Linked DNA regions of Mus musculus: region 2 is linked to region 1. The links are chromatin loops, found by intact Hi-C in ENCODE. Cell type or tissue: left cerebral cortex. All regions are shown on one strand. Links, peaks and the distances in the headings refer to the core of each region. The heading gives the core; the rest is flanking DNA. Region 1 holds the start of Cecr2 (CECR2, histone acetyl-lysine reader). Region 2 has its middle 28 kb from the start of 1700072O05Rik.

Region 1 (15,348 bases), core at 3,047-11,046:
CACCATGTCCAATAACCTTAGGTTTTTAATTCCTGGTCCTTAATATTGAATATAAGCCTCCAGGTAGCATATGACAAAATGGTACCAGAGCTGGGGGAGATGTGGGAAGTTTGCTGAGAAAGGCCTGCCACCTATCTAGTTGGGAGTGTGTGGGTTCCATGGCTGAGAACAGAAAGGCAGTGGAAGGCAGCAGGCAGGCTGTACACTCAGCCTTGCTCCCTGTCATTATGTAGATTGTTATTACACAATCGGTGAGTATCAGGGGAGATTTCCTGGAAGAGTCTAGTCGGGAAGAAGACTGCTCTAACGGCAAGAGTCAGGTAACTGCACTCTTGGAAAGACACAGGGCTGGCGAAGTCAGGCATGCAGTGTGCCGGTCTCTTGTGTAAGCGTACCTGGGGACATCCCCAAATTAGGGTGTTTCAGCAGTGTTGCATCAAGGAAGTGAGCTCTGAAGCTTCATGCTCAGAAGTCAAGTTGTAAGGAGTCCTTCCCCGGCATGATCAAAGTGGGAGCAGGCCATCCATCTGTTTGGCAGCAGGAGAGAATTCCTGGTGGGATTGGGTGGAGGTGTTAGTGAAAAACTAACAAGGCGGTGAAAGCCAGCGTTTGGCAGGTCTTCAATAAGCATCTACCAGATTTGGATCTTCCAGTGATCAAAAGATTGTCATTGATTTTTTGCTTTTCTGCTCTGTGCATATGTGTGGTGTGTGTATAAAACGTATTACTATGAGTGCATGCTACAGCTCGTGGGTGGAGGTCAGAGGACAAGGTTTTCACGGTCAGTTTTCTCCATCTGTTTTTTTCTTTTTAACTTTTAATTTTATTATGTCTGTGTACCACTTTGAATGCCTGATGCCTAGAGGAATTGGATCTCCTGTTAGTGGAGTTACAGGCTGTGGTGAGCTGTGTGTGAGTGCTGGAAATCAAACCCGGGCCTTCTAGGTGAGCAGCCGTTGTTCTTAACCCAGGAACTTTCTCTCTCCTTTTTCTTTTTTAATTTTTGAGACAAGGTCACATGAAGACCAGGTTGGCCAGGCACTGCACAGAGAGCTTCCGGTCTCTGCTTCCTGAGTGCTGGGATTAAAGGTGTGGATTACCACAGCTGTCCTCCAACTCACTTTTTTTTTTTTTTGGTTTTGGTTTTGGGTTTTTTTTAGACAGGGTTTGGTTGTCCTGGAACTCACTTTGTAGACCAGGCTGGCCTCGAACTCAGAAATCCGCCTGCCTCTGCTGGGATTAAAGGCGTGAGCCACCACGCCCGGACCAACTCACTTCTTAAGGGAAGGTCTCTTACAGTTTCTGGCTAGTCCTGCAGGGTGTCTGGGGACTTCTCAGTCTCCTCTCATCTCACCAGGAGGTTGGATGATGGAATTAAAGATACAAACCATTTTTGACGCGGGGATCAAACTCAGGATGCCTGGTTTGCCCGGCAGGGGCATTTGACCATGGAGCCATCTCAATTTGTCTTATCCTTGTATGACCAGCAAGTGAATAACTGATATGTCGTGGTTAAATGTAATTTTAAAAATTTTGGCAGTGTTGGGGACTGAACTCAGAGCTAGGCAAGAACTTTGCTACAAAGCTACACCTTGGCCTGGCTGTGGTGGCACATGCCTTTAACCCCAGTACTTGGGAGACAGGTAGGCTGAATTCTATGAGTTCCAGCCAGCCTCATTTTTCTACAGAGAAAGTTCCAGGACAGTCAGTGCTACTCAGTGAAACATGTCTTACAAGTCCAAATTAAAAACAAAACAAAAACTACACCCTATAGCCTTTGAATTAAATTGTTTTTATTTATTCACTTTCATCCCAGTCACTGCCTATCCCCTTAAGTTTATACTATTATTTTTATTATTTTATTTTTGATTATTTGTTGGGATTTAGACCCAAGACAAGCAGCTGAGCTGCAGATTTTTATTTTTTAAAGACAGGGTTTCTCTGTGTAGCCCTGGCTGTCCTGGAACTCACTTTGTAGACCAGGCTGGCCTTGAACTCAGAGATCTGTCTGCCTCTGCCTCCCAAGTGCTGGGATTGAAGACCCACTGCCCAGCTGAATTGCAGATTTAACATACCAAAGTGGGCCTGGCCTCCAGGTTCTCCCAGCGTCCTTCAGTCCCTACCTGGCACATCTGGCCCTCTGCCCTGAACTTTCCAGCCTAGGGACTGGGCTTTCTCTTCCCCAAAAGCTCCTCCCTATATAATCCAGACATTTTGGTCTTTCCCCACCTTCTCTTTCCCTCTCTTTGCATTTTTCTTTCTTTTCCAACTTTCCTCGGTCTCCCCTAATGATAACTTCCCTGGCCTCATTCCTTGGGACCAGTGAACCCACCAGAGTGGCTTCCCAATAAATCTGCCCTTATGTACTCTAACCTGGCTTGAATTGGCTCATTTTACCAGTGGAGAATAACTTATTTTTCAGCCAGGATCTCACTATGAGAACCTCATTTTGTAGATCAGCCTGGCCTGGAATTACAGAGATCTGTTGCCTCTGCCTCCCAAATGCTTGTATTAGATGAGTGCATTACCATGCCTGCCCTGATTTAAACTCTGTGTGTGTGTATGTGCACCACATGCCACATGCATGTAGAAGTCCTGGGCCATCAGAAGAGGTATTGATCCCCCAGAACTGGAGTTTTAGGTAGTTGTGAGCCACTATGTGGGTGCTGGGAACCCTGAACCCAGTTCTTCTCCAATAGCAGTAAAGACTCTTTTAATCAATTTTTGACAGGGTTTTTCTGTATAGCCCTGGCTGTCCTCAAACTTGCTTTGTAGATCAGGCTGGCTCCAAATTCACAGAGATCCACCTATCTCTGGCTCTCTAGTGTGCTGGGATTAAAGCTGCATGTCACTATGCCCAGCTAACTCTCTCTCTCTCTCTTTCTTTCTCTCTCTCTCCCTCCTTTCCTCCCCCCCCAACCCCTTTGGTTACAGTAAGCACTCTTACCTGCTGAGCCATCTATCTATCTATCCAGTGCCGTCTCATGTGTTTTAGTTTGTTCTAACATTGCCAATTCTGTGACTTTGCCTTCCAAGTAATGGAAATATAGGTGTATGCCATGATACTAAACATGAATTTAAAATATAAAGATGTTAGCCTGGCTTCATTTTAAAAATGAAAGCTGCTGGTTGTGGTGGCACACCCCAGTGGGTTTTTTTGAAGAAAGCAGAGGCAGGAGGAACACGAGTTCAAGGCTAGCTTGGGCTCTACATTTTTAGTAGGGTATGGTGGTACACACCTTAATCTCAGGACTCAGAGGCAGGCAGATCTGTGAGTTCGAGGCCAGCCTGGTCTACAGAGTGTGTTCCAGGATAGCTAGGGCTATACAGAGAAACCCTGTCTTGAAAAAGTGAAAAACAAAAGAAACAAACAAGCATAGTGAAATGTTTGGGTGTGGTCTTGTAAAACAATCACAGACAGAAGACCTGGGTTAAATTCCCAGCACCCATTGGTAACTCACAACCATCTGCAACTCAAGTTCCAGGTAATCCAAGGCTCGCTTCTGATCTTGCCTGGCTTCTGCTCTCATGTGGTGCACATACATACATACCTACACTCACACATTCTCCCACACCCATAAACATACATATGCTTAAGTCTTGATTCATTTCTTTTATGGGTATGAGTGATTTGCCTGATGTATGTAAGTACACTATGTTCATGGTTGGTATCCATGGAGGTGAGAAGGGGTTGTCTCCCTGGGACCGGAGATGAAGACAATTGTGAGCCACTATACAGGTGTTGAGAACTGAACTCAGGTCTTCTCAAAGAGCAGTTCTTAAGCAATGAGCCCCTGATATAGGCAGTCTGATCAGGCAAGGCTGTCTGTGTACACCTTTAATCCCAGCACTCAGGACACTGAGGACATCTTTTGAGTTTGAGGCCAGCTTGATCTTAAATAGTGAGTTAAAGATTGCTGGGAAAACACAGTGAGCCTCTGTAGGTTAGGAAGGGGTGGTGTGTGTGATGGCGGTGCTTAAAGAGATGATGTATTGCTTAGGAGCGAGAGCTGCTTGCCCAGAGGACCCGGGTTTGAGTCCCAACACCTACACAGTGATTCACAACCATCTGTAACTCCAGTTCCAGGGATCCAACACCTTTTCCTGGCTCCCAGAAAAACTAAGCACACACATACAGAATACAGAAGATTACAGTAAACACCCATACACATAGAGTAACTTTTAAAAATTAGGCTGGGTATGGTGGCCCACCTCTTTAATTTTAGTACTTGACAGATAGAAGAATCTCACTGTTTAGAATAGGCTGGTCCTTAATCCATGTAGCTCAGGCTACCCTCAAACTTGTGGCCATCCTTCTGGTTCATTCTCCTGAGCACTGAGATTACATGCATCCATTCACCATACCATAGCATGCCTATGGAGGTCACAGACATCTTGCTGAAGTCAGTTCTCTCCTGCTAGACAGAACTTGGGTCATCAGACTTGGTGACAAGCACCTTTATCCTCTCAGCCATCTTGTGGCCCTATTTTGTTTTTGAAACAGAATCTGTGGGCTGGAGAGATGACAGAGCAGCTAAGAGCACTGACTGCTCTTGCCGAGGTCCTGAGTTCAAGTCCTAGCAACTACCTCTCTGGTGTGTCTGAAGAGAGCGACAGTGTACTTGCATAAAACAAATAAATCTTAAAAAAAAAAAAGAAAGAAAAGAAAAGGAAACAGATTCTCATGTAATCTAAACTAGTCTTTGGTTTTGTGTAGTGGAGGCTAGACTTAAACTTGTGATTCTTGGGCCTCTACCTCCCGAGTGCTTTTTTTTCTTTCTTTTTTTTTTAAATTAAAAAAAAATTTTTTTTTCTCTTTTGGTGTTTTGGAGACAGGGTTTCTCTGTATAGCTCTGGCTGCCCTAGAACTCACTCTGTACTCTGTAGACCAGGCTGGCCTTGAACTCAGAAATCTGCCACCTCTGCCTCCCAAGTGCTGGGATTAAAGGCGTGTGCCACCACTGCCCGGCATGCTTTTGTTTTCTATGTGTGTGGGTGTGCATGTGTGCCAAGATGGTGTTTGATTCTCTTTCTTCTACCAAGTGGGGTCAGGGGCTCAAACTCAAGTTGTCAGGACTAATTTCCCCTTTAATGGAAAATACCCAGGGAGAAGAGGTTATGAAATGGAAGCTGTAGAGAGAATAAAAGAATTATTTCCAGGTAGCCTCAGCATCACTGGAGGTTAAAGGCACTGCTCAAGAGTAGAAAAGAACAAGAGTGAGACATGGTATAGGGAAGACTTAGCTAACTCTGGTGATCTGAGAGAGAATGGGCTAGGTTGGAACAAATCAAGAGCAAAAGGAACAATCCAAACAGGTGACAATTGTTTTAAGAATTCCCATACTTGCATTCCCACAGGGGTCCTTATTCTAGATTCCAAGTTAGTCCAGGAGACAGGTCTGAAGCAGGTAGGCATAGGGAAAGGCAAAACTAGTGTTCGGAGCCGAGTCAAGGATCCAGGGCTGCCAAGTCCAGGAAGTGGCTGTTCAACAGTAGCCAGTCTAATCCAATGGTCGGACCTAAGAACCGTCGGACCAGAGCCAGACTGAAACAGAGTTGCATATTGGTAATAGTCAATGGCTGGTGTCACACTAACCCATATGGGACATTCAAGCAGACACAGGCCTCTGAGGCAAATCCATTCAGAGGAAGGAGGTCCCGATCATCTTGACCCCCTTTAAGGGGCAGAAGTACAGCACTTCCAGGCTCCCAACACCTTTCATTTCCAGGACTTTTGGCAGCATGAGAATAAGCAGAGGGAGAAGTTACAATGGGGGTGAGTAGTGGGTATAACGAGCACTCAATATCACAGTGATTAAGAAGGAGCCAAATCTCTCTTATCTTTCTGCTTTCTGGTATTGTTAATTATTATTAGGCTATAGTAATGACAACTGAGATGCCAGCTAAGAAGGTTAGATAATGATAAAAGATAAAGATGGAAGTGAGTGATAGGAGGATCAGGGAGACCAGGGAGGAAGGATCAAACAAACAGTCAGAACATAATGGCTTTGACACAAGTATGTTAAGAAACGCCACAGCACCCAGAGTGTCTGTAACCCCAGCACCCAGCAAGTGCAGGAAGGATTGGTTCAAGGTGCAGAGAGCTTGTTGCTCCCTAGTCTGGGCTTCATGCAACCCTTTTCAAAGGAAAATGGTGTGATACATGAAGAGCACAGCAGTTCAGGGCAAGTCAAACATGGAGGCTCCAGCCTGGGCTACAGACTCACAAAAAAGTTCCACGGAGCCCTCCTGTATCCCTCCACCCCCATTCATGAGGTATCTACAGAGTAGCTGCGTTTTGAAAACATTCAAAAACAAACTTTAAAAATAAAAATGGGATAGATAGCGTGTAGGGGTTGCTAACTCTCACCTACAGGGCAGTGTGAGGGAAGATGAAGTATCTTAAGGTTAGTTGGCTCACAAAAGGCACACTTGGATATATAACTTAAGGATTTTAGTGTTTTTAAGTGCTGCCTTACAAAGACACAAGAGGTTAGTTATTAAAGTAATTAGAATAGGTGAGGGAGGAGGAACGAGCCAGGCCTCCCACTTACACATCTATCTCACAAACTCGCTCCCTATTATTCTTTCCAGGGTTGTACCTATCTAAACAGCCGAATTTGAGTGCACCTAAGGGGCGGTGTTTCTGGCGAGGTGGACTAAAGAAGCAGCCAGGACTCTTAGAGTAGAACTGCTCAAGCGCAAATGACCAATACAAATAGGCGCTACTACAACGTAGTTTTTCCAAACTTCTGGGCTATTTCGGGGGTGATTTTTTCCCCTTCCGGTTTAGACAGAATTCCACCGTCCTAAATAGCAGTTAACTTTTCTAAAGTCCGAGCACCTTCCTCTCGGAGCGTATTCCCGCAGCCCGGGCAGGTCTCCACCCCCACCCGGACACACGTCCTTAGTCTCCAGGCTCTTCCCCATCCCCCAGCCTCCCAGCCACATTGTGAGCACTCGCGCCCGCAGCAGCCGCGCTCCGCTCCGGCGAGGGCAGTCAGAGGGCTCAAAGCCAGTCTCCTCCAGGGCGGCTGCACGTGTCCGTTCCCTGGGGTGGGGGAAATTGCTCTTCCCGCTAGGCTGCTGATTGGTGCCTCCCCCCTACTCCACCCTTCCCGCCACACTCTACCCCTCCATCCTACTCGGTTCCAGCCGAACCAGCCCCACCACCTTCTTCCCTTGGAGAAGCGAGGCACTTTAGCGCTCCCTTAAGTCCCGTTCTCAGATAGGCTAATAATAGTAATAATAATAAAAATAAAAAAGCGCTAAAGAACAGGTGGAAAGCGCGTCGTTTCCCCGGGCCTCCGGTTTCCAGCGTGGACGTCCCACTCGCTCTGTCCCGCGCCACCCTCCACAGCAGTAATAACTGAAATCCCACACGTGCGCACTCCCGGAGCGAGTCCCCAGCAAGAGCACCACCCCGCGGGCCCTTTAAAAGGACTCGACCACTGAGGCCACGTGGGGGTGGGAGAGACCCTTATTGTCTTCCGTCACCAAAGTCGCCGAACTCCCCGGCCCCAAACACCTGCACGGCAGAGCGCGGCTCCCACCCGCCCGGCCGCCCGCGGGCTGCGCGCGGGCCCCTCCGCGTCACGGGCGGCCCCTCCCCGGGCGCGGCTCGCCCGCTCCCCCTCCCCCGCCCTCGGTGCAGCTGTCCGCGCAGGGGTGGGGGCGGGGTTGTTGTTGTGGTGCGCGCCGGCCCCGCCCCCTCCTCGTGGGCGGCCCCTCCTCCCAGGTTTCTGCCGGGCCCCCTCCCCACCCCCAGCCCCATCTGTTTTCCTCAGCGCTGAGTGGATTATATTGTATGGGATTGGGGGCGGCCGCACGGCCGCGGCGGGACGGGGCGAGCGCGCGGCCCCCGCCGGCTGCCCGAGCAGCGGCCGCTTGAGCGAGTCGGACCGCCGCCCCCCGCCCGGCCGCGCCTCCGCTTGAGCTCACGCCGAGCGGCGGGAGCCGCCGCGCGCTGAGTGAGAGGCGCTGCCGGCGGCCGGAGTCCGAGCGAGCGAGCGAGAGCGAGTGAGCGAGCGCGGCGGGGAGATGTGCCCGGAGGAAGGCGGCGCGGCCGGGCTGGGCGAGCTCCGCTCCTGGTGGGAAGTCCCGGCCATCGCGCACTTCTGCTCGCTCTTTCGCACGGCGTTCCGCCTGCCCGACTTCGAGATCGAGGTGAGTAGCCGGCGCTGCGCCCTTTCTCCGCGCTTCTCTGCGGGGAGTCGCGGGCCGCCGACTTGGCGCGGAGTGCGGGCGGCGAGGGGGCTCGGCGGCGGGCACGAGGCTGGCGGCCGGCACGGGCTCCCCGTGGCCCCGCGCGCTCTCGCCGGCGGGGGTCGAGCCTGCTTTTGTCGGCGCGGGACCCCGGGGCTCTCCCGGGACTTCTCGGCCGGTCTGAGGGCGAGAGTGCGCGCGCGCTCCCCGCTGGAGCCTCGGAGGCGGCGAGCAGCTGCTCAGGCGGGGACCGGGACGCGATGCGGGCTCACGCGCCGGGGGCCACAGCGGCGGGGCGGGAGCGGCCTCGGGCAGGGGCGGCGTTGCTCGGGAGACGCTCGCCCGGGTCGCACTTGGCGGACTTGCGGAGGCCCGTAACTCTCGGGCGCTTCGAGTCAACTTCGGGCGGGCGCAGATGGGGCCTGGGCTTGGGGCGTTCTCCTTGTGGGACCGCCCGTCGCTCACCGTCGCTCGGGACGCCGAGACTGTGGAGGGAAAGTTTGGGCCCCCCTCCCTTTTAAAACAGCTCCTCTACGGAGGAAGGCGCAGCCGTCCGTATTCCGGGAGCTCTCTCTCTGAGTTGATTTCGCCACCATTATTCCCCCGGGCGAGCGAGGAGGAAAGGAATGGCTTTCTGGCCAGGCCGAAGGTGCTTTCAAGACCCGAGGCTTTGTGATAACTGGACTAAAATCCGAGGGTCCTAATGACAAGGACGGTGGCGGGAGTGTGGGAAACGGAATGTATAAGATGGTCCGAAGCAGCATCCTGGCATTTATTTTTGGAAGGAATTGTGAAATACTGATTGGTTGGCAGGTTGAGTTGCTTTTTTTCCTGTCTGTAGGGACTTAATCACCCTTTTTTTTTTTTTTTTTCTTCCTTGGGACAAAGGTACAAGAAACTGTTGTTGGTCAGTTACTGTTTTCAGTTTTGTGACTGCCTTTACAATGGAAGTAATCAAAATTAAAGTAATTTATTTGGGAAGTCTGACCGTTGTGGTTGCCTCTTCACCCCCCCCCCCCCCGAATCTTGATTTTAATTTGTTGACTCTTGAGGTCTTCGCACACCTTTATTTTTTAAAGTCCGTTGTGTTTGCAGAAATATCACTTGCTTCTATGAATGAAGCGTGGGAATTTCCTCGTGTTGCAAAGTTAACGAAATTGGAAATCTAAACCGATTACAAGGGGTGTAGGTTAGGAAGGTGAAGAGGAATGTGGACTGAAGTTGGGGCCATTCGATGGCTTTTGGAGGGACTTTAAAACAAAGTGAAAAGGTTGGTAGGATTTTCCAGGTCGTGGGCTTCTCCAGGCTTTAGGAAAATGAAACTTGGCAATTAAACGCAACTCAAAGCGTTTATTTACAAAGTTTGAACAGGAGTGTAAGGACCATTTTTGTGATGAAATTTTGTAATGAAATCGGACTACAAAGATTAACGATTTGAGGAATCTTAAAGGGGAAGAGATGATGATTAATGATTCTGATGTCCTGTGTTTCCTTTTAGTTAGTTTGAAATCTTGAGTAGTCTAATTAAATCCTGCTGTTCAAAATGGCTGCAGTGTGTGTGTGTGTGTGTATGTGTGTGTGTGTTGGTGCTTGTGACAATTGCTGTCTTGGGTGCTGATAAACCTGTCCCAACCCATTTTCTTTCAAGAGGAAATAAATTGATGTGCGGATTACAAATTGAGTACATTTGAAAACGCCACTGTTGGAGAAATGGCACTTTCCCAAGTCCTTGTATTCCCATTTTGTTGATAAAAAGGTAGAGGAAACTCATTTTGTCTTAATTATACTCAACATATTTAAAGTTAACCTCTAATTTCTATCTTTAAATAGTAAACTTGAGGTTCTCAGTGTTTGTTGGCCTAATTCCTCTCGGAAATGTAAGCTGTTACTGTCCTTTACATGGTGAATAATCAGGTCTACTTGACATGGTGTCTCTTAATTCTAGTGGTTAAGAAAAAATTATGCTGTGTGGGTGTACATGTGTCAGGGAGTGCTTGTGGAGGTCAGAGGACAGTTTGAGGGAATTCATTTGGTGGTGAGAGCCCCAGGAGTCAAGCTTGGGTGGTCAGGCTTGGTACTAGTTTCCTTCACAGGGAGCCATCTCTCCTATGTGTTTCTTGGAAGATGCACTTTGTTCCTTAAAGTGTGTGTTACTTGAAACAACATTCAGCACATTACTATCCTGATTCCAACATGTACATACCTTAAATACTACCAGCCATTTCTCCCTTTCCCTATGGAGATGATCAATAAATGTGGAACATGATAGTGGTTTTCCCCTTCTGTATTTCCTGTATTTTATTTAGGGTTTTGATTAGTTACTGAAAGATGAAATATATCTAAAATTCTCATTCTCTTAAGAAATTTGACTTTGATCCATCAACAATGCAGAGTTCCCCAAAGATGCTAACAGTAAATTTGTTTTTGTTTTTTCTTTGGTGATTTGAAAAACATCAACTAGTTTATGGGTTAGGTCTTACAGAACAGTGTTAGTTTAGACCTTGTCTTTTTGTTTGTTTGTTTGTTTGTTTTTCGAGACAGGGTTTCTCTGTGTAGCCTTGGCTGTCCTGGAACTCACTCTGTAGACCAGGCTGGCCTCGAACTCAGAAATCTGCCTGCCTCTGCCTCCCAAGTGCTGGGATTAAAGGCGTTCGCCACCACTGCCCGGCTGACCTTGTCTTAAAGTAAAAATATACCAGTAAGGAGCTGAATGTACCTGCTAGACACATGGAAAGTCCTAATTACACTGGAAAAGCTAGAAATGAAGAATACTGATTACCAAATAGTTAAAACCAGACATCATTCCTTTAGGACACCAGTTTTCAGTTGTGGGAAAGATCTCATTTTACTCCTCTTTCCCAGGCTGAATCTTTGGATTTATAGAACATTGACAAAGCAGGAATCCTTAAGGATTTGTTTTTATCCCAAGCAAAATCTCTCAGGTGAAAGGCTCTAAGATTCTTGATGCTGTTCTGTAAGAGGTCAAGACCTCCCACTTAAGGTCCCTAAAGTGGTGATGTTTTTATTTTTGTATGTAAAAATATTTTTGCGCTCTGTTAATTAACCTTAAACTGATCATTTCTTCAGAAGAGTCAACATACTTGACTCTGTGGTGTATGTGGCGCTGGGGATTGAATTCTGTGTTCACACTTGCCAGGCAGGCACTGCATCACTGAACAGTCTTTTCCAGCCCTGAGACTACTTCTACCAGACAGAGTCTCATTATGTAGCTCTGGCTGGCCTGGAACTAACAATGTAGACCAGGCTGGCCTCCAACTCCTGGAGATCCTTCTGTCTCCTGAGTGCTGAGATCAGAGGTGTGTGCCACCATGCCCTACTTTTTTGCTTTTCATTTTAAGATAAGCTTGAACACTCATGAATTGCTGCCCTTAAATAAAGGTTCTAAAATAATCAGAACAAAAACCTGAGGGTACAATAATAATGTTTTCAGTGGCTCCAGATTCTTAGTTTATGATAGGGTTGTAGCTCAGTTGCCATAATTTCCTTCCCTGGTTTTCAAAACAAGACATGAATAGTATATAAAGCTTAATTTTTAGCAAAATACAGCTAAAATAATTAAAATAACTCAGTCATTGGGAAGCTGGTAACTCTAAAATTGTATCCTGACACTTGAGTAAAAATCTTCTGTTAACATATTTAGAAATTCCTATATTCCTGATATGTTTGCCATACATAGATGTTGCTTTTAATTTTCTGAAGAGGCTATGTGTAGTTGGACAGTAATAGATTGAAGACACTGCCTTTAGTAGTTGGTTATCACTGAACACTTACTACACTGTTTGGGGTTTTTGTTTTTGTTTTTTTAATGTATTAGGACAACCCAGGGTTTTAACGCATGCTAGGCATTGAGGTACAACCCCAGGCCCCCCCCCCCCCATCCCCTCCTCTCTCTCTTAGTCCTACTTTGCATTTAGGGTTTGTGAATAAGTAACTAAGCAAGCTTTCTATTCTACCTAAGCTTCCCTAGTTGTTTGATTTATAGGGATGAACCATCTAATCACCAAAGCATCTCATATTTGGACCTCTTTGGCCACATTTGCTGATAATAGAATCCATTTATATATGATTTAGCTAAAGCCAAATGTTTTGTACTTAATATTGTAGTGGATTAAGTTAGTTAAGTTTTACCCTGATTTGAAACAAAGATAATTGACCTCTTTAAGTACTTGCTTCAGGTTGAAGTAAGGCAGTGAAAGACAACAATTTTTCATAACTTTAGAGCAGCAGTTCTCAATCTTGGAGGGGGGGGGGCTGTTGAACAAACCTTTCATAGAGGTTGCCTAATATTAGAAAACACAAATATTTACATTATGATTCATAACAACAAAATTTAAGTTGGGTGCTGGGATTAAAGGCTTGTGCTACTACTTACTGCCCAGAGATTCTTGCTCTTTTAGCTTTAATCTTCCCTGCCTTGTGTCTTCTTTCTGTTTGTGGTTGTGTGTTGCTGAAGTACCTCACTCAGCAGGATGATGTAGGGCCAGTATATAGAGAGCTTTGTATTCTCCCCTTTGTAGTCCTGTTTCTAGTCCTTTAATCAAGAGAATGAGCCATGAATTATAATTAATATAAGTAATAAAACTTGCTGAAATTTAAACATAGATTAGTTGTATCAGCTGTGTTTAGGGGATAGATTCTGTTTGTGTATAGGAACAAGTGCTGTCAGGGTGGGTATTAGACTTCAATAAAATTCTCTCTTATTGGTTTTTTCGAGGCAGGGTGTCTCTAAGAACTCTGGCTGTCTTGGAACTTGCTTTGTATACCAGGCTGGTCTTGAAGTCACAGAGATCACAGGTCATAGTAATTTAGTAAGTGAGACATATAGGATTGTATTTTCTTAAAAATACTGTCTCGTGGGCTGGAGAGATGGCTCAGCAGTTAAGAGCACTACAGACTACTCTTCCAGAGTTCAATTCCCAGCAACCACATGGTGACTCACAACCATCTGTAATGGGGATCCGATGCCCACTAAAGACATCGGCAGTGTACACACATATACATGAAATAAATAAATAAATCTAAAAAATACTGTCTCATTATACTTCGCTGCCCATAACTACTATGTAGATGTTAACCTCATTTTACAGATGTGTGGGGATTGGAAGTTTGGGGAGGTTGGTTGTGTGCACAGGATTTCTACCTAGGTTCAGGGCTTTTACTCCAAAATCTGTGTTGCTGTTGTCTTTTCACAGTTTTGTGGACGTTTTAATTATTTGTATTGAAGGCATGTCTAAGGGTTCTTGGCTCAAAAGATCTTTATTTTTTCATTAGGTATGTGTTTCATATATGGAGATCAGGACAAGCTGGAGTGTAGCTTCTTTTTTGTTTTTTTGAGACAGGGTTTCTCTGTGTAGCCCTGGCTGTCCTGGAACTCATTTTGTAGACCAGGCTGGCCTCGAACTCAAATCCACCTGCCTCTGCCTCCTGAGTGCTGGGATTAAAGACGTGCACCACCACGCCCGGCGGAGTGTAGCTTCTTACATGTTTGAAATATCTGGTGGCTTTATGTGTGTTCTGGGAATCTCAATCTAGCCTTTTAGGTTTCATGGCTAAAACTAACCCACTGAGCCATCCCGTCACCCTATATTTTATTTTGAGTCTTTTGAGACAGAGTTTCTCTGTATAGTCCTGGCTGTCCTGGATCTTGTCCCAGACTGGCCTTGAACTCCTATAGATCCACTTGCCTCTGCTTCCTGAGTACAATGGGACTAAAGGCGTGTGACTGTACTGCCTAGCTTTTTTGTTTTTGAGACAGGGTTGTTTTTACTCTGTAACTCAGGCTGTCTTAGAACTTGTTATAATTCTCTTGACTTAGCGTCTGGAATGCTGGGTTTTAAGTATGAGTCCCCTTGTCTGATATTTTTAAAATTTCTGAAGTAAGTGCAGAGAGTCAAGTTAATGTAATAATTCCTATTGACAAATGTTTATAAAGCATCTATGTGCTTGGCAGGGTACTAGCTCATGGAGATACAGCTATGTGTGTAACACAAAAATACTTGCTCTCTTGGTGGGTGAGATTCTTCAATGGATAAAGGAGTTTGCTGCCAACTGTGAGGACTTGAATTTTATCCCTTGAACCAAACATGATTAGGATGAGAGAACCAACCCCTTCAAGTTTTCCTCTGACCCCCACATGTGTTCCATGGCATACATATATTACACACACACATAGACACACACAAAGTTGTTACTATTTTCTGAGACAGGCTTTCTCTTTTTAGCCCTGGTTTTCTTGGAACTCACTCTGTAGAACAGGCTGGACTCTGCCTCCCAAGTAGTTGTTCTTAAGGGTTCCACCATGTCCAGCTAATACAAAATAAATTAATAAAAATTAAGTTTCAAAAGCACCTGCCCTCTTCTTAGTGGACAAATGATACAGTATGTCACAGGGTGTAAGAAATGAAGTCCAGGGAGGCTTGCACAGGGTCATGCTAAGGAATGGCTTCTTCAATTTAAGAGAGGGATAGAGATTGTATGTTGAGATAGCATTTGAATGGACCTGAGATAAATGACTTAGATTAGTTATTTAGAGATGGGTGGGGTAGTGAACACCTTTAATTTCAGCACTCTGGAGTAGAGGCAGGTGGATTTCTTTTGAATTCAAGGACAACCTGGGCTACACATACGTAGTAAGATCTAAGCCAGCCAGGACTATGAAAGACCCTGTCTCAAAAATAGAAACAAAACAATTTTTTAAAAATTACTATTTTTATGTGTATCTTTGTTTTGTCTGCATACAAATCTGTACCTTGTGCCCTTAGAGGCCAGAAGAGAAAGGATCCTCTGAGGTTGGAGTTACAGAAAGCTTCAAGCCACCATGTGCGTGCTAGGAATTGAACCTGGGTCCTGTGGAAGAGCAGCCAGTGCTGTTACCTACTAAGCTTCTCTCCAGCCTCAACCGAAAACACGAACTGTGTCCCTGGGGCTGACCACAACCTGTAGCTGTCATCCACACAGTTGTATATTGTTGGTCCACAGAAGATCCTTTTTAAAACTTCCTGCTTTCTACCTTTTGAAGAGTCAGAATCCTCTTTCTCTATAGAGGGATGAGGAGGACAGTTGCACAAGAGGAAATCCATGATGCATCTTGGGATCCTGAAGTGGAGGATGTCCTTTTGTAAA
Region 2 (15,348 bases), core at 3,841-11,840, 83 kb before region 1:
CATAATCCCTAGTACCACTGCCCAGCCCCTATCCCAAACATTCACAATGCCTTGAGTCTCTCTACAGCCCTCAAGTTTGTCACTGCCTACCTGCTGGGTGGTGTGGCCTTATGCCCTGGTGTTCCTTTTTCCAAAAGAGTGAAGAGCTCTTGCCAGTTCCCATCACTGGGTTTATAGGGGCATGGCAGGATAAACAGTGATTGGGGTCCTACCCTTTCTGCAGTTCTGGGCATAACCTCTGGTGTCACCACTTGAGGAGGGGGGACTGACTACTTCCCTAGATATTTACCATTCATTTTCCTCTTGGTTCCTCCAGGATCCCCAGTGGGTGGTTCAGACCATCCTCATGCTCTAGGGCCAAATATACTCAGTGGCCACTGTCTCACTACGAAAGTGACAAGAATTAGATTTACTAACAGCAGAGAGAGATGGTCTTTGTCTCTTCCTTGGGGAGGAATGCTGCTTCTATGTTAACCAATTGCAAAATAAGTAATAGTAAAAGACAAGACCTAACACCTCCAGACAGATCTCTGAAAATGCTAAGCAGCAGCTTGGTGACAGTCCAATATGAAATTGGACACTACCTGTCTTAGGGTTTCTACTGAAGCAATGAAACCCCATGACCAAACGTCAAATTGGGGAGAAAGGGTTTATCTGGCTTAGACTTCCATATTGCTCTTCATTATTGAAGGAAATCAGGACAGGAATTTACACAGGGCAGGGTCCTGGAGTCAGGAGCTGATACAGAGACCATGGAGGGGTGCTGCTTACTGGCTTGCTTCCCCTGGCTTGCTCAGTCCACTTTCTTATAGAACCTGGGACCATCAGCCCAGGGATGGCACCACTCACCATGGACTTGGCCCTCCCCATGATTAAGAAAATTCCCTACAGCTGGACCTCATGGAGGCATTTCCTCAAATGAAGCTCCTTCCCTTCTGGTGACTCTAGGTTGTTTCAAATTAATATACACAAATCCACCCAGTCCTTTACCCTTCTATCTCTTTATTTGTTTATTTTATTTATGTGAGTACACTGTAGACACACCAGACACACCAGAAGAGGGCATCAGATCCCATTACAAATGGTTGTGAGCCACCATGTGGGTGCTAGGAATTGAGCTCAGGATTTCTGGAAGAGCAGTCAGTGAGCCATCTCTCCAGCTCCCTAGTTATTTATTTTTAAGACAGAATTTTTCTGTGTAGCCCTGGCTGTCCTGGAACTTCCTCTGTATACAAGGCTGCTTTTGAATTTAAAAAGTTCTGCCTGCCTCTGTCTCCTGAATGCTGGGATTAAGGGCGTCATCCACCACCACCACCCGGCCTTTTTTTTTTTTTTTAAGAGATAGGTTATCTCTGTGTAGCCCTGGCTGTCCTGAAACTCCCTCTGTAGACCAGGCTGGTCTTGAACTCAGTGATCCACTTGCCTCAGCCTTCCAAGTGCTGGGATTAAAGATGTGTACTGACCAGTGCCATGCTATCCTCCTTCCTAACCCCCACCCCTCCTCTTTTTCTTGATCTTACTATTCTTGCCTCAGAAACTTCCTATCTAGATTTTTTTCAACAACAGAGTCAAAAGATTTCTAAGAAGACTTTTAATCCGTTGCTAGTACAGGATTACCAACCCCCAGCTATGGAACCAGAGGCCTGTGACACCTATATACCCTGGTGGCAAAGATCAAGCTTGTCCCAAAAGGACTTTGATGCTCCCATTAGGCAAGAACCAGTCTAAAGATAATGTTGCCTCCTTCCCTGGTCACTGACTGTTTTAGTAAACAAAAAAGGGAGGAATGTTGGATATTCACATCAACCCAGTTGGCAGAAGGGCTTTCCCTGAGGCTCCTACAGATCCCTTGTAAACCTGCTCCCAGAGACCTCCAGGTCCTGACTACTTTGACTCACTGAGGTACACCAAGCTTCCACCAGCAAGGCCCTGTTCCCTTGGGAACTCCAAAGGCCAGGCCCCACCTACCAGACCTAATGGCCATAATGGCAGTTCCTACCCCAAGGTTGCACACAATCATAAACACACTACTTTACTGTTTACATTGTCTTCATCTTTTCTAAGAACAACACTTTGTAGTCTAGGCCATGACTTCAGGGGGAACAGACTCAGTTGCTTAGGCTCCTCATTCGTCCCCACAAAGAAGTGTGTTTCTTGGGCTGGAGAGATGACTCAGTGGTTCAGAGCACTGGCTGCTCTTCCAGAGGTCCTGAGTTCAATTCCCAGCACCCAGAAGCTCTGATGCTCTCTTCTGACATGACATGCAGGTTTACATGCAGCAGAGCATTCATATGTATAACTTACATAAAAGAAGGAGAAGGAGAAGAAGAAGAAGAGGAGGAGGAGGAGGAGGAGAAAAAGGAGAAGGAGAAGAAGGAGAAAAAGGAGGAGGAAGGAGAAGGAAGAAGAAGAAGGAGAAGGAGAAGGAGAAGGAGAAGGAGAAGGAGAAGGAGAAGGAGAAGGAGAAGAAGAAGAAGAAGAAGAAGAAGAAGAAGAAGAAGAAGAAGAAGAAGAAGAAGAAGAAGACTGTTTCTCTTAGTGGGGCAGCTCCAGCTGACTCCTGTGCCCTTCTCTTTGGCATTGGGTGTGGTCGGATCGTTTCTCTTGGCACACTTCAGGATGTTGTTTTAGAGTGGTCCATATGCTCAATCTGCACACTAATTCTCTCGGCAAGCATCTTGCCCTTCACTTGCTTGCATGCAAGGATGCCCACAGCATGCTGGGTGATGTCATAGTAACATTTACAAGACATTCCTTTTTGAACAGTGCCTGCTACCTTGATGCTTACAGAAAAAGTGACTTCCTGTAGATTCACAGACACCTGGCCAAAGGAACAACTCCACTTCCTAACTTTCCTGGAGATCTTGGGGGGTGGGGGTGGGGGGATATGTTTCTCTTCTTTTTCCTTTGTAGTATGTGTGTGTGTGTGTGTGAGAGAGAGAGAGAGAGAGAGAGAGAGAGAGAGAGAGAGAGAATGAGAGAGAGAGAGAGAGAGAGAGAATTTTGATAACTTGCTTGAAGATGGCTGCCATTGGTGATGACAGTGGTAGGTGGTGATGATGGTATTGATGATGGTTGGGTGGTAGTGGAGGTGGCAGTGGTTGTAGTGAGATCGGGACTGGAGAGATGGCTTAGCAGTTAAGAACACTGATTGCTTTTCCAGAGGTTTGGAGTTTAATTCCCAGCACCTACAAGGGTGGGTAACAGCCATCCTTAACACCAGGATAAAGTGCCCTCTCCTGGCTTCTAAGGGCACTTCACACACACACACACACACACACACACACACACACATGGCACACAGACATACATTACATACAGGCAAAAAGGATATAAATATAAAGTAAAATAAGCATTTTAAAAATAAAAATTATTTAGGAGCGAACAGTAACAGTATTGTGAAGATGAAAGATAAAATCCCACTTTCAGAGACAGATTTGAATGAGGAAAAAGCCTCCTGTTGGTAGTTTATTCAGAGCCTGGTATAGTGGCACACTAGGCTTGAATCTGAGTCCTTGGGTTCTACCAAAACTACTTGACAATTACCCATATCTAAGAATGAAGTTTTTTTGGGTTGTTTGTTTGTTTTTAGGGGCAGGCTGGGGTGGTGTGTGACTGCGATCCCACCTTTTGGTAGGATGAGTCAGACTGCCCACAAATTTGGGACCAGCCTGGTCTACATATCAAATCTAGTGCCAGCCTGTGGTACTTGAGACCTTGTCTCAACAAACAAAATGACAAGGGCTGGGGATAGCTCAAGAGTAGAGCATTTATCTGGCATGAGCCAGGCTGTGGGTTCCATCCCCAGCACTGCAAACCAAGCTGGCCGGTCAATTGACTGGGTGCCAGCTGAAGCTCTGATCTCTCATAAGTGAAGACTAGAGAATTTGCTTGGTGTAGAAGGAAGGTGGAGGTGCTGTCACTGACCAGACGACAATAGGGTGGCCGAAAGCTGCGGGGGTTGAAGAACAGACAGTTAAACAGGCTAGCTGTGGGACCTGCTGCCACGAAGAGAGAACTTTCATTGGATTGCCTTGTGTCTGGAAAAGGAAATGGGCTAGAGACAAGGAAACTGGCATTCTAAAAGCCAGCGTATCTGTAAAGTGGGAAAGGGTGGGCTTAGAGGCACAATCCTGTTTCTTTACACGGGAGGATCCAGCCCTGGGAACATGGCTCCAAAACACCAAAGTTGTAAGAGCAGCGTTAGCCTCTGGGAGCTGCAAACTGCCCCTGTATCCCTGAGCTTCCACAGTCAGCCTATCCCAAAACCAAGGCCGTGGCTGTGCACATCCATAGGCTGAACAGGCTGAGCAAGCTTCCCTCCTGCCCTGCCCCCTCCGGACACAGGTGAGAGAGGTCAGAGGAGCAGTGCTCAGCAGCCCTTGGTACATGGGTGGCTTGTGGGGTGGTTTGTGTGTGTGTGTGTGTGTGTGAGCGCGCGCGAGCATGAGCTTGTATGTGTCTTTAAACTGGCAGCTTAAAAGAGCCCCACAGGCATCTGCATTTTCTACCCCATCCTAACCCCTAGGCCCAGTGCCAGGGGAGCAGACCCTTTGTCAGCGGAGCCATCCTGGCTTTGTGCTCCATGAGGAAGGCAGAAAGAGACCTTTGGCAATCCTCATGGGGAGGGGAGGGACTCGGGCACCAAAGTCTCCAAAAACGTTCTCATTTGAACAAACAAACAAGAACAAAGCTGGAGGAAGGGCCGCGGAGACAGCGAGTGAACTCTCAAACTACCGTAATTAAGGTGGACTCCCTCCCAAACGCTCCTGCGCTAAAGCCGCTGTGTTTATTAACCTGGTCAAAAGGCGGCAGGGCAAACTAAGCTGGAGCTTTGCCTCTGAACAATTTAGCATGCAAATGAGACAGAGGCACTGGGGTGTGAAGGGGACCCGTTAGTAACTCCGTTGGTCTTGGACTATATATGTACAGGAGAGGGGAAGTCCCTGCCTATGGACGGAGATGCTGGGACAAACCGGGCAGAAATTGGGGTGGTGACCTGTTTGCACCCAGATGGCATCCACTGGAACAGGCTGGGTTGCTACCGAGGCTAGGAGCTGGCAGACTTGCCCGCCCCACCCCCAGGGCCATGCCAATTAACGTATAAGACTGTGCCAGTGAGACCCAGGGATATTTACATTGCATTTGTGCCAGTGTCAGCCCAGGGGGTGACTACCCAGTGAAAACCTTTGCACTGTGCAAGAGGGCATTGCCAGGGTGTCTGCACGGCAGAAGTGAGCATATGGGCCGCAAGCAACCCTACAGACAGAGGAGGGAGTACAGCACCCACGTGGATCTCCCTCCGGCGGCTCTGCTTTGGTTTCGAGACCTGTAACTAAGGCAAAAGACCACTAGGGCTCCTAGTTGCACCGCTTTCCCTCCTCCCAGCTGCTCTGGTCTCAGTCTCTGGCGCTCAGGCTCAGAGATACAAAACAGCTGAGCAGATAAACAAGCCACCACCTGCTCTCTCCTCCCCAGTGACACCGCCCTCGTCCCCAAGTCCCACCCCTTCTTCCGTGCACTCTCTCCCTCCATTCCCCCCAGAAGCCTCACTCCCTGGTGGCATGGTGGCGGCAGCAGCTGCTGCAGTCTGCCTCTCTCCTGCTGGCACTTACTCCGCAACACGCCCCCCCCCCCAGCCCCTCCGCCGCCCCTGTGCCCCACCAATGGCAAATGAGGAACACGTGTCTGGAGCCCTGTGCGCTCTCTCTCTCTCTCTCTCTCTCTCTCTCTCTCTCTCTCTCTCTCTCTCTCTCTCTCTCTCTCTCTCTCTCCTCCCGAGGCCATTTCAAACAAAACGTTTGTGCTTCTGAAAGTCAGGCATGGATCTCTGGAGTCCCCAAGGAAAACAGGTTTATGGCATCCGCCAGCCCTGGAGCCAGTGTCTGGCCATTTGGCCCAGAGCCCTTTTGCTAGGGACAGGAAGAGTGAAAGGAAAGGGTTAATCTGTACAGAGGAGCCCTCAGGGGTCCAGTTCCATTCCAGACTGCAGGGGAAGTAGGCTCTGGGATAGAGGGCTCTGGAAAACACCCGGGAGAAAGTCAAGTCACCTCTTGTAATACTTGATAGTGCAGAAGAGAGGCATATATATGATGTGCTCTGACACATGTTACATATATCACATATATTATTGTGCTTGGTGTGTCCCTGTGACAACACACTTTGGGTTTGGTAGTCAGAAGCCCTAAGTTAGCTTAGGGCTTAATAGGTCCCCAGCGCCAATGGCAGGCATTAACAGAAGGTCCCATTAGTTGGGGACACAGGAGAGGAACTCCAGAGTGCCTCTTCCCAGGGAGCAAGTGTGTGCCCTAAGCTGCCTGGTGAGATACCCTAGAGGCTCTGAGCGCAATTCACAGCTTGAACCCTGCACTGCCAGCCACCTCAACTGTGAGAAGCTTAAGATGATAAAACTTGGTGCCCCCCACCCTGTTTTTCTGTCCTTACACCCTCACCCCCCTGGCACCCCCACTCCACCCTCCCACCTCCCAGGCCCCCAACACTCCCCGCGCTGTGCCTCTAGTTCCTCATAAATTTGTCTTTACAGTTTATGCAGAAGGGCTTGTGTTTGAAGGACCCAAGCCTGCCTTTCATTTGTTCGAACCTCCCATCCCTTTGTGCTGGAGGGCAAAGCTGGGCCTTGCACTGCATATGCGGAGCAAAGGCCCCGCCACTGAGCTTCACCCAGACTGTCATCAGGTATTTGAACGCACAATGCTGTTTGGTGTGGTAAGCAGCCAAGAGACCAACTTAGCACAGGGCTGGGCAGGACGACAGTCAAGGCTTTCTGGCCTTGAAGGAGAGACTTCAACTTCCTCAGACCCCCAGATTTAGTTTTCTCACTGGTAAACTGCAAAAGGGGGCCCTGACGAGAGCTCAGAGGTTAAAGGTGCTGGCCACCGTGCACACACACACACACACACACACACACAATTCATTGACTAGTTAACTAATTAATAGAAATTTTTTAAATAAAAAAGGACCTGCCTCATAATTTAGCTAGTCATTTATTTATTTATTTATTTTAAATTTTATTTATTTAATGTATGAGTGCTCTGCTGCACATACATCTGCCTGCCTGAAGAGGGCATCAGATCCCCCTATAGATGGTTGTCAAACACCATGTGGTTGCTGGACTTGAACTCCAGACCTCTGAAAGAGCAGTCAGAGCTCTCAACCACTGCTAAGCCATCTCACCAGCACTTATTTATTTTTAGACAGGGTTTTTCACTAGGCTGGCCTGGAACTCTCCTGCTAGTCCGTGCTAGCCTTGAACCCACAGAGATCCCCCGCTTTTGCCTCTGAGTGCTGGGATTGAAGATGTGAGCCCTGCTGTTTATTTTAACGTGTTGTGTAAGTGTTTTGCCTGCATGTAGGTCTGTGCTACACGCCTGTCTGGTGCCCGCTGAGGTCAGAGGAAGGAAGTAGCTCCTCTAGAACTGGAGTTACAATGGATGGTTGTGAGCCACCCTGTTGTATTAGGAACCAAACCTGGGTTCGCTGTAAGAACAGTATCCTTAACTGCTGAGCCATCTCTCCCCAGCCCCATAGATATACCTCATTTATAGATTACTGGTGGAATGCATGCTGGTGCTCATGACACTGTGGGTTCTGTCCCCACCACTGCAAAAACACAGTCACAAAGGTGCACAAAGGTATGTGAAAGCCAAAGCCAAAGCATCTTTTTACTGGACTTCCTCAATGTCCTACTTTCTTTCTTTTTTTTTTTATTCTGAGGACTAGGGGGGGGGGGTGTGGAGGGGGTGTGCAGGCGAGGGGCAGGGCTGGCGAGATTGGCTGCTCTTAAAGAGAACCTGAGTTCAATTAACAGACCTCACACAGCAGCTCACAACTGTCTGTAATTCCAGTTCCTGGGGATCCTATGCCCACCAGGTACACAAGGGGTGTACAGACAGACACACATACAGGCAAAACACCCAAACTCATGAAATGGGATATAAAAAAAAAAGTTAAAAAATTAAAAAGCAAAACTAGTACAATCCTTTTGGATATAAAATGTAAGCCCAGAAACAACTGAACCTAGGGGCTCACTATTTCTAAACACTCTAAACTCAACCACTGAGCTGTGGTCATCAGTCCTTTTTTTAAAAATCCTTTTTCATTTTTAAGGTAGGGTCTCACTCACCTGGGCTCGAGCCAGCCGTCCCAGGTTTCCTTACTAGCTGGAATTACAGGCCTGCCTTCTCCGGCAAGCTGAAGAACTTCTGCCCTTTTCAGGGGAGTGGGAACTGAGACTCTGCGGGGTGTCGCTGCAGAGGGGGAGGGTTGACACCCTCTAACACTTTTCTTCTAAACAAGGGGCAACACTTAATCCCAACACTTGGGAGGCAGAGGCAGGCAGATCTCTGAGTCCGATGCCAACTTGTTCTATAGAGTGAGCTCCAGGACAGCCAGGGCTACACAGAGAAACCCTGTTCCGAAAATTAAAAAAAAAAAAAAAAAAGATTCTTGAACTTCACACATGTTTAGCATAATGAGGCTCTGGGTTCCATGGGTACCATTGCCACATATAAATGCATAAGTAAATAAACATGTAAACAAACAAACATACACATAAGTAAAATGGATGGGGGCCAGGAGAGCCTTAGGTTTCTACAACTGTGAGAAAACATCATGACCAAAAGCAACTTGGGTTTAATCTCAGCTTATAACGTAGAGTGTATCATGAAGGGAAATCAAGGCAGGAACCTGGAGGCAGGAACCAATGCAGAGGCCATAAAAGAGTATTGCTTACTGGCTTGGTCCCCATGGCTTGCTCAGCCTGCTTTTGTGTATCACCCAGGACCACCCTACCCAGGGTGGCACGACATGGGTAGATCCATGGTACTAAGGGGCTGGATCCCACCACATCAGTCAAAAAAAAAACCAAACAACAACAAAAAAGCCAATAGACGTGGCTATAGGCCAGTCTTATGGAGGCATAGTCTCAACAGAGACTCTGTCTTCCAGAACGACTCTAGTTTAGGTCAAGTTGATAACAACAACAAATCAATCAGACACGAGGCCCATTGTTGAGCAGGTTGGCAGGACCCTAGAGGCTGGCATCAATCAACATATCCCTGCCACTAGAGGTTGCTGTCTTGGTGGAAGAGCTTCAGTTCTAGACTTTTCTGTCTCTTTGTAGAGGTGGAGTTTTTTGGGGGGGTTGTGGGTTTTTTGGGGGTTTTTTTTTGTTTTTTGGTTTTTTGGTTTTTTCGAGACAGGGTTTCTCTGTGTAGCCCTGGCTGTCCTGGAATTCACTTTGTAGACCAGGCTGGCCTCGAACTCAGAAATCTGCCTACCCCCAAGTGCTGGGATTAAAGGCGTGCACCACCACTGCCCAGCCTGGCCACACTTTTATTGGATAAAGCACCTACCATGTATAAAGACCTGGAGTCCAAATGCCCAGAAACCATGTAAAATCTAGTCGGTTGTGATGGCCTGCCTGCAATTCCAGTGCTAGGGAGGCAGAGTCAGGTCCGTGAGGCCTTTTAGCTGGGTAAACTAAGCAGATCAGCAATTTCCATGTTCAGCAAGAGACCAACCTTGGTAAGTGGAGTGGAAAGCAATTGAAGCAGACACCTAAAGGGCTCCGCATACATGCACACCACACACATGCACATAAAAGAAAGGCCTTTCTCTCTTCCCTTCAAGGGCTCACAGCCTAGTAAAGTGAAAAAGGAGATGTCTGCTCATCCTCCATGACTTCAAAGGCTGGCAGGGCTGGCGCTGAACACCAGCTTCTCCTCAAGGAGCCCTTGCGTCTTTCCAGTCAGTTCAGCCCAGCTCCTCTATCTTCAAAATAGTCTTGGACAGCAACTAAGAACCCGGTAACTGGAAGAATGAAGTGAGAGCCGGGAGGTGGTGGCACACACCTTTAATCCTAGCACTTGGGAGGCAGAGGCAGGCAGATTTCTGAGTTCGAGGCCAGCCTGGTCTACAGAGTAAGTTCCAGGACAGCCAGGGCTACACAGAGAAACCCTGTCTCAGAAAAAAAAAAAAAAAAAAAAAAAAAAAAAAAAAAGAAAAGAAAAGAAAGAAAGGAAACTGGGGCTGGTGAGATGGCTCAGTGGGTAAGAGCACCCGACTGCTCTTCCGAAGGTCCAGAGTTCAAATCCCAGCAACCACATGGTGGCTCACAACCATCTGTAACAAGATCTGACTCCCTCTTCTGGTGTGTCTGAAGACAGCTACAGTGTACTTACATATAATAATAAATAAATCTTTAAAAAAAAAAAAAAAAAAAAGAAAGAAAGGAAACTAAAAAGAAAACAAACAAAAACACACACACAGTAAAAAAGGAGGAAAAAAATTCAAAAACCCATTGCTAAAAAGATGGGCAGAATAATTAGTCCTTTAATAAGACACCGCACTTTCCCTCCCAGAGTCCCTTCTCCTAGCACAGTGGCTTACCAGCTATGGGTCACCACACAGCTTCATAAACCTGCCTGCTTCTCAGAATTATTCAGGGGACTATTACTTCTCCTTTCTTTCTTCCTCTCTCTTCCTAAGCATGTTTTGTTCAACACTTTTGGTCTCCCCAACATTAGGGCTTTGTTACTCTTTTTCCTAGTGCTCTCCAGCCTCGTGTGGCTGTTTGCCACGTGTCTGACCTCATGCCAGCTTAAATGGCACAGCCGTTTTCCCCTCCATGCTCCCCTGGGCAGTGGCTGAGATTTATAGGTTGCCTGCCCTGGGGTTTTCTTTTCCACTGTAATCACATTGTCCTTGAGCTTCTGTTTCAGTTTATTCTATATCCTCCTCACTGTGGTCTGTGTTTATTCTTAAGTTCTTTTATTAAGAAGACTAAGAACCAAGACGGGGACCCAGTTCCCTTCTGTAACTAGAGACGGAACCTGGGCCTTAGGGCATGCTAGGCAAACACACTGCTAACAGGATTGCATCCCCAGCGCCTTGTGCAGACTCTTGAAATGGGGTCAGTGGTGTACACTCAGCTGAGGAGGCAGAGCATTCGGATGGGGGGAGGGGGGGACACACCCAAGGGAGCCTAGCACTCTGCTTGCACAGAACTGAACACGCTTGAGCAAAGCTGTGTGTGACAGAGGCCTTGGTGAGAAGCAAGCCAGAATGCTGCTCCTAGAAGATTACACAGGAAACTCTTCCTTTTTGCCAGACACATTCTTTCCCATTTTAAGGGAGCCACCAAGCAACCCAGAGCCCTTTTTGAGGCTCCAGGACTGCAGTGCTTGCCTGAGTCCTGGCTTTCTGCCCCGGCCAACTTCAAACCCAGCCTTTAATATGGATTCAGGGCTTATAGGACTTGGATCATTAATTATAAACCGTTTTGGATTGTGTTTTTATAAATGTTGAGCAAATAAATAAACTGTAAAATTTAATAAGTATGTAATTAGAATGGAGATACACCCAGAGGGACAGTGACACAAGGATAGAAGAAAGTCTCTTGTCCTCCTGGCCCTGGCACACAAAAACAGCTCAATAAACTGACCTGAAGAAGAATGTTGGAGAACATCTGACTGGAAAGAAGCCTTCTCCCCAGATCACCCCAGAACCTATTGTTAGGTTAACAATTGCATGGAGCACACTGACCACCTATGGACTCACTCATCAGATTGTGGCAGATGTGGATCGGTGGTAGCTGGATTCAGAGCCTGGCTGAAGCCCTGGGTTCCACAGCAGAGACACCTTTAATGCCAGCACTTGGGAGGCAGAGGCAGACAGATTTCTGAGTTCAAGACCAGCCTAGTCTACAGAGTGGGTTTCAGGACAGCCCCAGGACTACACAGAGAAACACTGTCTCAAAAGAGAGAGAGAGAGAGAGAGAGATGAGCTGTTCCTAATTCTCTCCACTTCCCACTTACAGTTTAAGATATGAGCTCTCAGCTTACTGCTCCAGCAAGCCACAAATCCCTGTTTTGATGGTTGTGATCTCTTTCTTCTTTTCTTTTCTTTTCTTTTCTTTTCTTTTCTTTTCTTTTCTTTTTCTTTTTCTTTTTGATACAGGGTCTCACTGTATGTCCTAGAACTTGTATTCATGAGCTTTTCCATTGGCCTCTGTTCCCTGAAATAATGACTCTTAGACTTCTTCTATAGGAATAAATGCCTAGGCCATAACTTTGACTTGTTTCTGCTAGCTCTTACCTCTATTATCCCGTTTATTCTATTCTAAGTCCTACCATATGACTAGCTACCTTTCTTCAGGTCCGTACATCTGTCTCCATCAGCATTGGGGTGAACCTTTCATGCCTGACTATTTCTTAGAATCTTCCCTCCTCTCTGCTGGATGTCCCACCTTCTAATCCTGCCTCAGCTCATTGGCCATGGGCTTTTTATCTACAGCTGATGCTTCCACACAATACATATTCTCTTTACAGGACCTATGTAGACAAGGCTGGTGATCCCATTAAGACCCATCTTCCTCTGCTTCCCAAATGCTAGGAATTAAAGGTATGTGCCACCATGCCTGATAGATCATGGACTCTTTTTTTTTTTTTTAAGATTTGCTTATTTTATGTTATGTATATGAGTACACTGTAGCTGTACAAATGGTTGTGAGCCTTCATGCAGTTGTTGGGAATTGAATTTTTAGGACCTTGCTTGCTCTGGTCGGCCCTGCTTGCTCAGTCCCTGCTCTCTCTGGCCCAAAGATTTATTTATTATTATACATAAGTGCACTATAGCTGTCTTCAGACACACCAAAAGAGCGTGTCAGATCTCATTACAGGTGGTTGTAAGCCACCATGTGGTTGCTGGGATTTGAACTCAGGACCTTCAGAAGAGCAGTCAGTGTTCTTATCCACTGAGCCATCTTGCCAGCCCAATCATGGACTCTTAAACCCAAATAAACTCTTCCTATTATAAGTCACCTTGGCCATTGTGTTAACAGCTATAGGAAATAACTAAGATAGATGATAGATAATAGATAATAAAGAGATAGACTGACCACATAGCCAATGAAGTATTTCACATGTTTGAATTATTTTTTTTAAGATTTATTAATTTATTTTATGTATATGAGTACACTGTAGCTGTACAGATGGTTGTGAGGCATCATGTGGTTGCTGGGAATTGAACTTCAGGTCTTTGCTTGCTCCAGCCCCACTTACTCTGGCCCCACATGTTTGAATTCTTGTCTGTATGTTTTATTTGTATTGTTTTGTTTTAGATTGTTTATTTTAGTTATTTATTTATGGGTGGTGGTGGTGCATACCTTAAATTCCAGCACTAAAAAGCAGAGGCAGATAGATCTCTGCGAGTTTGAGGCCAACTTGGTCTATAGAGTGAGTTCCAGGACAGCCAGGGTTACACAGAGAAATCTTGTCTCATAAGACCAAAAGAAGAAAAAAGAAAAGAAAAAGAGTTGATCTGGGCAGTGGTGGCGCATGCCTTTAATCCTAGAACTTGGGAAGCAGAGGCAGGCCGATTTCTGAGTTTTAAGCCAGCCTGGCCTATAGAGTAAGTTCCAGGACAGCCAGGGCTACACAGAGAAACCCTGTCTTGAAAAAAACAAAACAAAACAAAAAGAAAGAAAAAGAAAAAGAAAGCCAGGCAGTGGTGGCATACGCCTTTAATCCCAATGCTTGGGAGGCAGAGGCAGGCAGATTTCTGAGTTCAAGGCCAGCCTGGTCTACAGAGTGAATTCCAGGACAGCAGGGCTACACAGAGAAACCCTGTCTCGAAAAAATCAAAAAGAAAAAAAGAAAAAGAAAAAGAGTTTATTCTCCCCCCCCCCCCCCCAGGTCCTCAGGCCCTAGGCTTAGCAGTCTCCTTTACTGGCTTCTTGGTTTTTTGAGATAGAATCTCACTCTGTAGCACTGGGCTGGCCTCAAATTTGCAGCAATTCTCCTGCCTCAGGCTTCTGAGTGCTGGGATTACAGGAATGAGCCAACAGGCTCTATAAATCTGTTCTTGTTTGAGATGAAGTTTCTGTGTAGCTCAGACTCAGACGGGCCTTAAACTTAAGGTCCTGCCTTTCGACTCCCAGATGCTGAAATTGCATGAGTCACTTACTGGATTTTTTGGGAACATGTTCACTAGCTATTTTGGCTTCAAGCCTTATCTCCATAGCCAGATGGAAACTGTACCTCAAGGACAGACTCTCTGCTGTCTTTGACTAAGCTGGTCACCAAGCAGCCTCCCCAAACTGCTGTGACATTAGCCTTGGTCAATTCCTTTTAACTGAACAATGAGAACTGGTTCTGATCTGTCAAAATCTGGACGATTCTCCTATGGGATTCTTTTCCTTTCTGACCATTCATTTGACATTATACCATGGCATAGCTGTCAGTCACTCGGTGAATATTTGCTGACAGGCAGAGAGAGCTGTTTTCAGTCAAGTGTGTTAAAGATAATCATGCATTTCTCCCTCCCCCACTTTTTGGCTTTGTGAGACAGGGTTTCTCTGTGTAGCCTTGGATGTCCACTAGTTCTGTAGACCAGGCTAGCCTTGAACTCATATAGATCTGCCTTCCCCTGCCTTCCGGAATTAAAGGCACGTCCAATCACTGCCCAGCTTCTCATGCATATTTTACATTTTATTGTTGTAACCGGCTGTGGCCAAAAAAAAAAAAAAAAGTAAATATATTGCGTCTATTGGGGACAGGGAATGCCATGCTGCCTGAGTAAAGGTCAGAATACAACTCTGGAGGTTGGTGACCTCCTCCCACCTGTGTGTCCCAGGGATCAGACTCATGGTGTCCGGCTTATTTTCTCTTGGGATAGAGCCCAAGTTGGCCTCAAACTTGCAGTGGTCCTCCTGAGTATACATGTGCAGTCGGGCCGTGGTGGTGCACACCTTTAATTCCAGAACTCAGAAGGCAGATCTCTAAATTCAAGGTCAGCCTGGTTCACAGAGTGAGTTCCAGGACAGCCAGGGCCACACAGGGAAACCCTGTCTCCGGAAAATAAAATAGAACAAAACAAGCAAACAATCAGATGTGTAACACCACACCTGGTATAAGAACAAATAAAGATCGTCTTCTAAGAGTTGTCACTGCCCACTAGAGCAGGATCAGGGAACTGAACTAGGGTTGGCTACAAGAGCAGCATCTAAGCTGGGCGTGGTGGCACACGCCTTTAATCCCAGCACTCGGGAGGCAGAGGCAGGCGGATTTCTGAGTTCGAAGCCAGCCTGGTCGTCTACAGAGTGAGTTCCAGGACACCCAGAGCTAAAAGAGAAACCCTGTCTCGAAAAACCAAAAAAAAAAAAAAAAAAAAAAAAAAAAGAGCAGCATCTATATCTCCAGTGCTCCTCTGCCTGCCCCTTCCTCCTCCTCTTCTCTTCCTCCTCCTCTTCTCTTCTTCCTCCTCTTCTTCCTCCTCCTCCTCCTCTTCCTCCCCTCCTCCCTGCTTCTCCTATGGAAGGTCTCCCTT

The links. Hi-C counts contacts between places; a loop is a spot of excess contacts. Peaks named below come from ENCODE experiments on the same cell type or tissue, not always from the same donor. Only the 100,000 strongest peaks of a DNase experiment are listed, where the experiment ranks them.
Region 2: a loop joins it to region 1, with 5 times the contacts of the local background. A loop is called at or near these places in 6 of 42 quality-filtered maps.

The regions. Positions count from the first base shown.
Region 1 is chr6:120,658,542-120,673,889 of GRCm38, forward strand. Cecr2 (CECR2, histone acetyl-lysine reader) reads left to right here and starts at 7,773. Exons shown (of 19, transcript NM_001368706.1): 1 at 7,773-8,166. The coding sequence starts at 8,041. In left cerebral cortex, for the core only: no CTCF peak of the experiment used is centred there; DNase peaks (open chromatin) are centred at 7,037, 7,388, 7,973 and 8,659; H3K4me3 peaks cover 2,836 bases; H3K27ac peaks cover 1,344 bases.
Region 2 is chr6:120,574,848-120,590,195 of GRCm38, forward strand. No RefSeq gene overlaps it. Among named protein-coding and RNA genes, the nearest start is that of 1700072O05Rik, 28 kb to the left of the region's middle. In left cerebral cortex, for the core only: CTCF peaks have their summits at 5,370 and 7,073 (motif pointing right); DNase peaks (open chromatin) are centred at 4,613, 5,340 and 11,137; H3K4me3 peaks cover 1,276 bases; H3K27ac peaks cover 397 bases.